2 separate regions of the Homo sapiens genome follow, and region 1 is linked to region 2. Evidence: chromatin loops called from intact Hi-C (ENCODE). Cell type or tissue: GM12878. All regions are shown on one strand.

Region 1 (5,000 bases), 240 kb before region 2:
GAATATAGCAGGCAGATAGTTCTCCTGTAATGCTTGCTTTGAAACCATGAACAATGTGTGCATAATCAGAATCTTGGATTTGCTTAATACCATTTTTTCTTGCTGAAACATTAGGTGAATGCAGAAAACTGCGCCCACCTGAACTACATGACGTCAGAATACACAAAACACGCACGTGGCACAACCTCATATGTCTACAGCTACCTCAGTTTACCCCGCGTGTTAAGAGCCACACCTGTCCATACCTGGTGTTATGACTGTCCCTCCAATTTCGGGTAACCCTCCCTCCAGCCCTTCCCAGTAACTCACCAACCGCAGCCCTTCCGACACCCACCCCACAGCCAACTTCAGGCCTTTTTCTAGGCGAAGTGACACATTTATTGTTGTGTTTATGTATTTCTTAACTATTTAATGTGTGTAAAATGGTGCTACTATTTTTATTAGGTTGCAATCTTTTTGTAAATGTCACTGATTAAATTTTTGAGTGTTGCTTTCCTAACCCCATTTTTCCCATAAGCCCTGTGTTTTTTATTGTGCATTTTGCAAAGAGTGATGATTTTTAGGACCACCTATGAGGCATTACCGAACAAGTGACTGTGTGAAGCTTTTGGACTAAACCTTCCATCTAACTTCACTCTATTAAATGAGTTATTTTCAGGATAAGACAGTCTCATCTATTTACAAATACTTTATCATATAATGAAGTTCTACTTATGATTTATTCAGAATCCACACAAGAAGGCGTAGATTTGCTCAAGGAACAAAATTAATGACATTTTAAAATCTTACAACTGGAGAGGATGATTAATGGGAAAAGAGCTAACATTTCATGAAAACTAGCTTTATGCCAGGTCCTGTTGGATGCCTTCCAATAATGACTGCATTTCATTCTCATGTCAACCTGTTCGGGTGGTAGGGAATTTTGGCATGGAGAGAGTGAAAGTTGCTCAATGTCCGTACAGCTCCTAAGTGACTGGGCTGCGAGTCACCACTGAGGAGCAGCCCATCTGGAGGTATGATCACAGCAACATGGGCTCCAGACTGTTCTTGGTCCTTGTTGTTCATCGTCTTTCCCATTCCATACTTGCGTGTTTCTGTCTTCTGACACAAATAGACTACTAGTGGGTTCCTGTGGGTTGCTGCTGACAATCCATCCATTTACCCAGGCTACATTTTTGTATCCATTTTTTTCAACCTTTTAATTTTTTATCACCCCACAACCTGGGAGACTTTTTAAGCATTTTTTTTCCTAATTGCCTCCCTATGCAATCTTTTTTTTTTTTTTTTTTTTTTTTTTGAGACAGAGTCTCGCTCTGTCATCCAGGCTGGAGTGGCACCATCTCGGCTCACTGCAACCTCTACCTCTTGGGTTCAAGTGATTCTCCTGTCTCAGCCTCCTGAGTAGCTGGGATTACAGGCGCCCACCACCACGCATGGCTAATTTTTGTATTTTTAGTAGAGATGGGGTTTCACCATGTTGGTCAGGCTGGTCTTGAACTCCTGAGCTCAAGTGATCTGCCCACCTCAGCCTCCCAAAGAGCTGGGATTACAGGCATGAGCCACCATGCCCAGCCCCTATGCAGTCTTAACACCCCAGATACACTGCATATCTGTCTATGTGCTGTGTGTATATTTGTGCTTTATATGCATTAAAGAGTAAAGTTGTTTTTGCCCCTCAAGAAGTCATTTTCATCCTATTGGGGTGATCTTGCCTGTGTTGAAAAGGCATGTTCTGTATCTTCAGTTATTTTTAATATGTAGATCCGCTTTTAAAATTAGTATCATGCTACCTTAGAAGCATATACCTGAGTTTGTGAAGACAAGCCCCCTTGTCTGGGCTGTGATTCCTAGTATCTTATGATGAGCCCGACAGGATGACACAGCCAGGTGACTCACATAGAGCTAAGCTCTGTGAGAAAGCGAGGCCTCAGAGGTAGCACATGATTTCCCTTCTTCCAGTTTCTCTATATAAAGAAATAAAGAGCACACATCAAACCAAACATAAATGGAAAGAAATCAATGGTTGAATGACACATGATTCTGGCTTGTCAGCCCTAGTTGGCACCTTTCGCTCCAAATCATCATCTTTCTAAGATACTAAATTATAGATTCCAACCAAGGTGATTAGTGCTGCTCACACTTTAATGTGCATTGGCATCACCCATGAATCTTGTTAAATTGCAGATTCTCATTCAAGTAGGCCTGGGATTCTGCATTTCTGACAAACTCCCAGGTAATACAGCCACTGCTTGGTCCCAGAACCATACTTTGAGCAGCAGTAGCCTAAGAATACACAGAGGCAATTAAAACTAGCTCTCAAACTATTTTAAGAATTTCAGAAAGCCGAAAGCAGTGGTTCTCACTCAGAAGCGATTTGTTCCCCAGGGGCCATTTGGCAATGTCTTGCAGACATTTTTGGTCGTTATAACTAGAGGATGCTACTGACATCTAGTGGGTGGAGGCCAGGGATGCTGCTAAATAGTCTACAATTCACAGGACAGCCCCCATCAGAAAGAATTATCTGGCCCAGAATATCCATTGTGCTGAGGTTGGAAACCCTTGCCTAAAGGAAATCACACACTTACTCCCAGTAAAGCAGCATGGACAAATACAGATACCCTCTCTCCTTGGCAAGAGTGATATTCAATTCAATGTGATAGCCCCAAATAGTTTGTAGTGGTCAAGCTCTGCAGTTGACATTAATAGATTACTCTAACTGATATGGGGAAGTAAGTTAATTGTAATATAAAGAAATGCAGTTAAGCAGATTAAAAGGAAAACACTTTTGGAGTCATGAGCTGTCAGAGGAGATTTACATGTAGCAAAGGAGACCCTGCTGGTTGAAGGATGGGAATGCCTGTCCCTTATTGGGCAGGAATTGGGTGGGCTGACCAGGCTGTGTACGCCTGGCTGGCACTGTTTATTGGAGTGGTGTTCGAGCGAGCCCATCTGGACATTTTTGGAACAAACTTGGGACATTCCTTTGGCCTTCTGAATATGACTTGCAGCTGGGTAGGGAAGTAGTGCAATATTATCCACAGATTGAAGATTCTTTCAAACAACAGAAATAATCAAGAATTCACTGTGGAGGATTTTCCCCTCCAGAGAGTAACAGATAGATTGATGCGTAGATCTAGGTATGCTTATTAACAAACCATTCCTGTTTCATGGGATGTACATGTGGCAGCATCTGGATTATTTAATGTGTTAATATAGTCAGTTTGTATATGAATAATTTAAAACAGTAGCAAGAGATAAAAGTAGCTCATCTGAAGAAGGGTTGTTTGAGAGCTTTTTTTCTGTCAAGTATAATTTTACTCTCAGGTTAAATGAAATTTATTAAGATGCAATTTGCTCCTGGGAGGTATTTGTGAGTTTAACCACAGTCTGTCTTGGAAGATATTATGACAGTAAGTAAATGTCACCTGGATAATACTGATCCATTCACAGAAGGGAGAAAAAGTGTGTTGGGTCAATTAAGGTGGTTTAAAAATGTGTTGACTCTGAAGAAGAAAAGTATCTAAAGTACACAACTCTAACAAATCTCAAGGCCAGTGGGACTTTACAGACTGAGCCCAATTGTGTTGAGTCTGTGTATTGTATATACTTAACACAAGCAAACACAGACTTTTTCTACAAATGAAAACATGTCTGCTGAGCAGTTGACTCAGTCATCTGGAATAAATGTTCTTTATTTGTGTTTCCATGGGTAAAATCAAGTTAATGAACTGAACCATCACAATTTCTCTTATTTAATTTTTAAAACTCTAGATTACCCTGTCTTCTATCTCTATGTAATTCCTGTGTTAGAGCAAACATAGGAAATTGTCAATATGGCAGAGTGCGGTGGCTCATGCCTGTAATCCCAGCACTTTGGGAGGCCGAGGCAGGTGGATCACCTGAGGTCAGGAGTTCGAGACCAGCCTGGCTAGCATGGTGAAACCCCGTCTCTACTAAAAATACAAAAATTAGCTGGGTGTGGTGGCACACACCTGTAGTCTCAGCTACTTGGGAGGCTGAGGCAGGAAAATCACTTGAACCTGGGAGGCAGAGGATGCAGTGAGCCGAGATCACACCACTGTGCACTCCAGCCTGGGCGACAGAGCAAGACTCTGTCTCAATTTGAAAAAAAAGAGAGAAATTGTCAATATGGGGCCATGTTTTACCTACAAAACTAGCAATTTCATGTTGTTCTGTCTAATATTACTTAGGAACATTTTAATTCTTGCATTAAAAAGTAGCTTTTATAAGCATGAGGGTTAATATCTAGGCATAATGTGTTTTCTGAACAGCTGGCTCTGTTTTTCGTCTCTGTGCAGGATATGATTTCACACCAGTAACCCTTCAACTTGGGGTGACACCTTTCATAGGAGTCATGGTAGTTCTTTCTGTTATTTTTCTAGCCATATGGAGGTCTCATTTCTCTTAATTCTTAAAATGATGGACTACCTGTCTTCTAGCTGTATATTATTTACTTTTTTGTTCATAAGCACCATACTTAAGATTTTTTTCTTTTATTTTTAAGGAGAAAAAAAGGCTGCAGTGAGCTATGATTATGACACTACACTCACCCAGGATGGAGTGCAGTGTCATGATCATAGCTCACTGCAGCCTCGACCTCCTGGGCTCAAGAGATCCTCCTGCCTCAGCCTCCCAAATAGCTGGGACTACAAGTGTATGCCACCACACACGGTTAATTAAAAAAAAAAAAAAAAAGTTTTTCTAGCAACAGTGTCTCACTATGTTGCCCAGGCTGGTTTTGAACTCCTGGGCTCAAGTGGTCCTCCCATCTGGGCCTCGCAAAATGTTGGCATTACAGGAGTGAGCCACCATGCCCAGTCCCATATTTAAGATTTTTCTAAAGCCCTAATTTTAAGATTTTCAAAAATGCTAATTGTATCCTACTGTTTCTGCCCCAAGAACCAGACACCTAGATCTCAAGATATGGACAGGTATTTATTGGAAAGAAATGAGGATTTTGAGGTCATAGAAGTGTCTAA
Region 2 (5,000 bases):
TAGCACTTGATATTAAATAATCACCACCGAACATACACAGGCTAAGAACACTGAAGTGTTTAGAGAGAGAATTCACGCAGTCTTCCCAGACACCATATGACAAGTGACATAAAACATAATGACCTTTTAGTAATTCTACTTCCATAAATTTACTTTAAGGAAATGAGAGATGTGGAGACTGCATATGTAAGAATTTTCTTCTAAGGAGAAATTAGAAGGCCCTCAAATGGTTAAATGGAGAATGGTTAAAAATATGGCACACTCCTAGGATACAGTAATATAACCATTTAAAAATCATGTATTTAGATAATATTTAACGACATGGAAAAATGGTCATAAAGTTAGGTGAAAAACAATCAAGATGTAAAACTATATAAAAGACTAAACAGTTAACATATGGGCCGGGCATGGTGACTCACCCTGTAATCCCAGCACTTTGGGAGGCCGAGGCAGGCAGATCACGAGGTCAGGAGATCGAGACCATCCTGGCTAACATGGTGAAACCCCATCTCTACTAAAAATACAAAAAATTAGCCGGGTGTGGTGGCGGGCACCTGTAGTCCTAGCTACTTGGGAGGCTGAAGCAGGAGAATGGCATGAACCTGGAAGGCGGAGTTTGCAGTGAGCCAAGATCGTGCCACTGCACTCCAGCCTGGGCAACACAGCAAGACTCTGTCTAAAAAAAAATAATAATAAATAAATGAATAAACCAGTTATCATATGACCCAGCAGATCCAAGAGAAATGAAAACATATGTCCACACAAAAACTTGTATACAAATGTTCATAGCAGTATTATTCACAATAGCCAAAAATGGGAAATAATCGAAATGTCCATCAACTGATGAATGGATAAATAAAATGTGATTTATCCACACAACAGAATATTATTCTGCCATGAAAAGGAATGAAGTATTGATACAGTTACAACATGGATGAACCTTGAAAACATTATGCTGAGCAGAAGCAGCCAGACAGAAAAGTCCACATATTGTATGATTTTATTTACATGAAATGTCCAAAACAGGCAAATCTATAGAGACAGAAAATAGATCAGTTGTTGACTAGGTAGGGTAGGGCAGAAGGGCAGTGGGGTGAAGGAGGAGGAGCAGCTGATAAAGTTCAGGGATTTTCTTGGGAGGTGGTGGCACACATAAATCTTCTCAAGATTTATTTGTGGTGATGGGTTATACAACTGAGTATACTAAAAAACACTGAATTGTACACTTTAGGTGAACTGTATGGTGCGTGAATTACATCTGAATAAAGGTGTTATTTAAAAATAGAATTTGATCCAAATTTTATTTAAGAATTACATGTGAAAAGACTGAAAAGAGATACACAAAATTTTAAAGAGGGGCATTTTCTGAATGGTAAGATTTTAGGTAATTTTCATTTGTTATTTTCCTCTTCTGTATTTTCTGTGATGAGCATGTATTGCTTTCATAATCAGAAAAGTTATTGGTCTAACGCAATTTCATGATAAACTATATGCACTTAAGATATACCTACTGAAAAATGGTATGAGCAATGAATCAATCACCTTCTACCCACCTCCCCTCTGGAACGAGAATGTACATAACACTACTGAACTGTATACTTAAAAAGGCTTAAGACAGGCTGGGCGTGGTGGCTCACACCTGCAATCCCAGCACTTTGGGAGGCCAAGGTGGGTGGATCATGAGGTCAAGAGATCGAGTCTATCCTGGCCAACATGGTGAAACCTTGTCTCCACCAAAAATACAAAAAGTTAGCTGGATGTAGTGGCGCATACCTGTAGTCCCAGCTACTCGGAAGGCCGAGGCAGGAGAATTGCTTGAACCCGGGAGGCAGAGTTTGCGGTGAGCCGAGATCATGCCACTGCACTCCAACCTGGCGACAGAGCGAGACTCTGTCAAAAAAAAAAAAAAAAAAGGGCTTAACACAGTAAATTTTATGTTTTGTATATTTTATCACAATTAAAATTTTTTAAAGAAATATGAAGAAAAGGTCAATAAAAGAACATATAAAATGAAGAGCAAAGTGCTTTTTGGTTGTTTATACATAAATACATTAACTTCTATAGATTTACTCATTTTGCTGGTAAGACAAATTGCTGCTTTCACCCCACTGAAACCCCGAAGCTATAATTACAATTCCCTTTAAGAATTACCTTGAAACTCAGACCTTCAGTTGAGAAATTCTGACCTGAGTCAAATATTGCTTAACTTCCTTTTGGGCGCTGTAGGCCCATCTCTTATTCACCATCTTTCTCAATGCCTAGCAAACCTCCATCCTGATTTCAATAGTAATGCATATAGAATGCAGGCACATTGAATGTTTCTTCTTTGTTAGGAAACTTTTCAACGAGTCGGGGAGGGCTCAAGTATATTGAATAACTTGAAACTTTATCACTGTGACACAACTGCGTGACTTCAAGATCTGAAGCAGACAATTCTGAGAGAAATGTTCGCTAATAGAGGGTGTGAATATTTTTTATTTTTCTGTGCTGTCTTGCCTGTTGTTTATTAAGAGTTTGATTCTTAGGAAGACCTCTTTTACTGTATGCAGTCTTTAAAAGTGGAATTTTAAAAAGGCAAAAAAGAATTATCTTTTAAGTGCTGGTTCACAATAATTAGGAAAATTACATAAGATCCTGAATTGATGGCCCTTTGTGAAACTAACTTTAAAACAAAACAAAACTGACTGCCCCAGGTTTTCTACATTCCAGCTCCCTCTGGTGGTTAAAAATGTAGGACTCAGACTCTTGGTTATGTAAGGGTACTTAACTCTTCATATTTGGGGATAAAGTTTGAGGGGAGATGCACCTGTTTGAGATGCAGTAATCGATTTCTGAGGCAATTATGAATACTTATCTGAATGCAAAGCCACAGGTGATATAGCCACTCTTAAGAGACGATATTCACATTTCAGAGGGAAGGTGGGTAGAAGGTGATTGATTCATTTCTCACCATACCATTTTTCAGTATCTTAAATGTATACAGTTTATCATGAAATTATATTAGACCAATAACTTTTCTGATTATGAAAACAATGCATGCTCATCACAGAAAATACAGAAAAGAGTAAAAGAACAAATGAAAATTACCTAAAATCTCACCATTCAGAAAATGCCCCTCTTTAAAATTTTGCGTATCTCTTCAGTCTTTCCATATGTAATTCTTAAGTAAAATTTGGACCAGATTCTATTTTTAAATAACACCTTTATTCAGATGTAATTCACATACCATACAATTCCCCTAAAGTGTATAATTCAGTGGCTTTTAGTATATTCACAGTTGTGTAACCCATCACCACAAATAAATCAACTTTAGAAGATTTATCTGTGCCACCACCCCCCAAGAAAATCCCTGCACTTTAGCAGCCACTCCTCTTTCTTCACTCCACTGCCCTTCTGTCCCACCCCACCAAGTCAACAACTAATCTTTTTTCTGTCTGTATAGATTTGCTGTCTGGACATTTCATGTGAATAAAATCATACAGTATGTGGTCTTTTGTATCTGGCTTCTTCTATTCAGCATAACGTTTTCAAGGTTCATCCATGTTGTAGCATTTTCAGTACTTCATTCCTTTTCATGGCAGAATAATATTATGTTGTGTGGATAAACCACATTTTATTTATCCATTCATCAGTTGATGGACATTTTGATTATTTCCCATTTTTGGCTATTATGAATAATACTGCTATGAACATTTGTGTACAAGTGTGTGTGTGTTTTTTTTTTTTTTTTTTTTGAGATGGAGTCTCGCTCTGTCACCCATGCTGGAGTGCAGTGGTGCAATCTTGGCTCACTGCAATCTACACCTCCTGGGTTCAAGTGATTCTCGTGCCTCAGACTCCTGAGTAGCTAGGATTACAGGCATGTGCCACCACGCCCGGCTACTTTTTGTATTTTTAGTAGAGACAGGGTTTCATCATGTTGGCCAGCCTGGTCTCGAACTCCTGACCTCAGGTGATCCACCTGCCTTGGCCTCCCAAAGTGCTGGGATTACAGGCATGTGCCACCACACCCGGCCTGTGTACAAGTTTTTGCATGGACATATGTTTTCATTTATCTTGAATCTGCTGGATTATATAACTGTTTAATCTTTCATATAGTTTTGCATCTTGATTTTTTTTCACTTAGCTTTAGGACTATTTTTCCACATCATTAAATATTCTCTAAAAACACGATTTTTAAATGGTTATGTTATTGGATCATCCTAGGAGTTTGCGATAGTTTTTAATCATTCTCCTATTTGGGGCCTTCCAGTTTCTCCTAAGTTTGAAGAAAATGCGTACATATGCGGTCTCCACATCTCTCGTTTCCTTAAAGTGAATTCACAGAAGTAGAATTACTAAAAGGTAAATATGTTTTATGTCACTTGTCATATGGTGTCTGGGAAGATTGTGTGAATTCTCTCTCTAAACACTTCAGTGTTCTTAGCCTGTGTATGTTCGGTGGTGATTATTTAATATCAAGTGCTATAAAACAGAGCCCATGGATTTTTGAAAAGACACAGTCCCTGCCATCAAGATGCTTATGTCCAGCACTCTTTTCATCCTCCCAAACTGAAAACTCTGCACCCATTAAACAACTCCTCATTCTTCCCTCCCTCCAGCCCCTGGCAATCACCACTCGACTTTCTGTCTCTATGGATGAGACTACTCTAGGTACTTCATGTGAGTGGAATCATACAGTATTTCTCTTTTTGTGACTGGCTTATTTCACTTAGCATAATGTCCTCAAGGTTCATCCATGTTGTAGCATGTGTCAGAACTTTCTTCCTTTTTAAGAATGAATAATATTCCATTGTCTATACATAACACATTTTGTTTATCCATTCAAATGTCAACGGATACTTGAGTTGCTTCTGGCTTTTGGCCATTGTGAATAACACTGCTGTGAGCACTGGTATACCAATCTCTCTTTGAGACCCTGCTTTCAATTCTTCAGAGTATATACTCAAAAATGGAATTGCTGGATCATATGGTAATTCTATTTTTAATTTTTTGAGGAC

Evidence for each region. Hi-C counts contacts between places; a loop is a spot of excess contacts. Peaks named below come from ENCODE experiments on the same cell type or tissue, not always from the same donor. Only the 100,000 strongest peaks of a DNase experiment are listed, where the experiment ranks them.
Region 1: it touches region 2 in a loop (6-fold over the local background); 9 of 110 quality-filtered maps call a loop at or near these places.

The regions. Positions count from the first base shown.
Region 1 is chrX:13,895,703-13,900,702 of GRCh38, reverse strand. It overlaps a transcript of GPM6B not described here. Among named protein-coding and RNA genes, the nearest start is that of GPM6B, 81 kb to the right of the region's middle. In GM12878, a CTCF peak has its summit at 2,456 (motif pointing left); a DNase peak (open chromatin) is centred at 2,422; H3K27me3 peaks cover 120 bases.
Region 2 is chrX:13,656,542-13,661,541 of GRCh38, reverse strand. TCEANC (transcription elongation factor A N-terminal and central domain containing) reads right to left here. Exons shown (of 5, transcript NM_001297563.2): 3 at 1,774-1,890; 4 at 420-511. Among named protein-coding and RNA genes, the nearest start is that of TCEANC, 5.9 kb to the right of the region's middle. In GM12878, a CTCF peak has its summit at 2,708 (motif pointing left); no DNase peak of the experiment used is centred here; H3K27ac peaks cover 1,196 bases.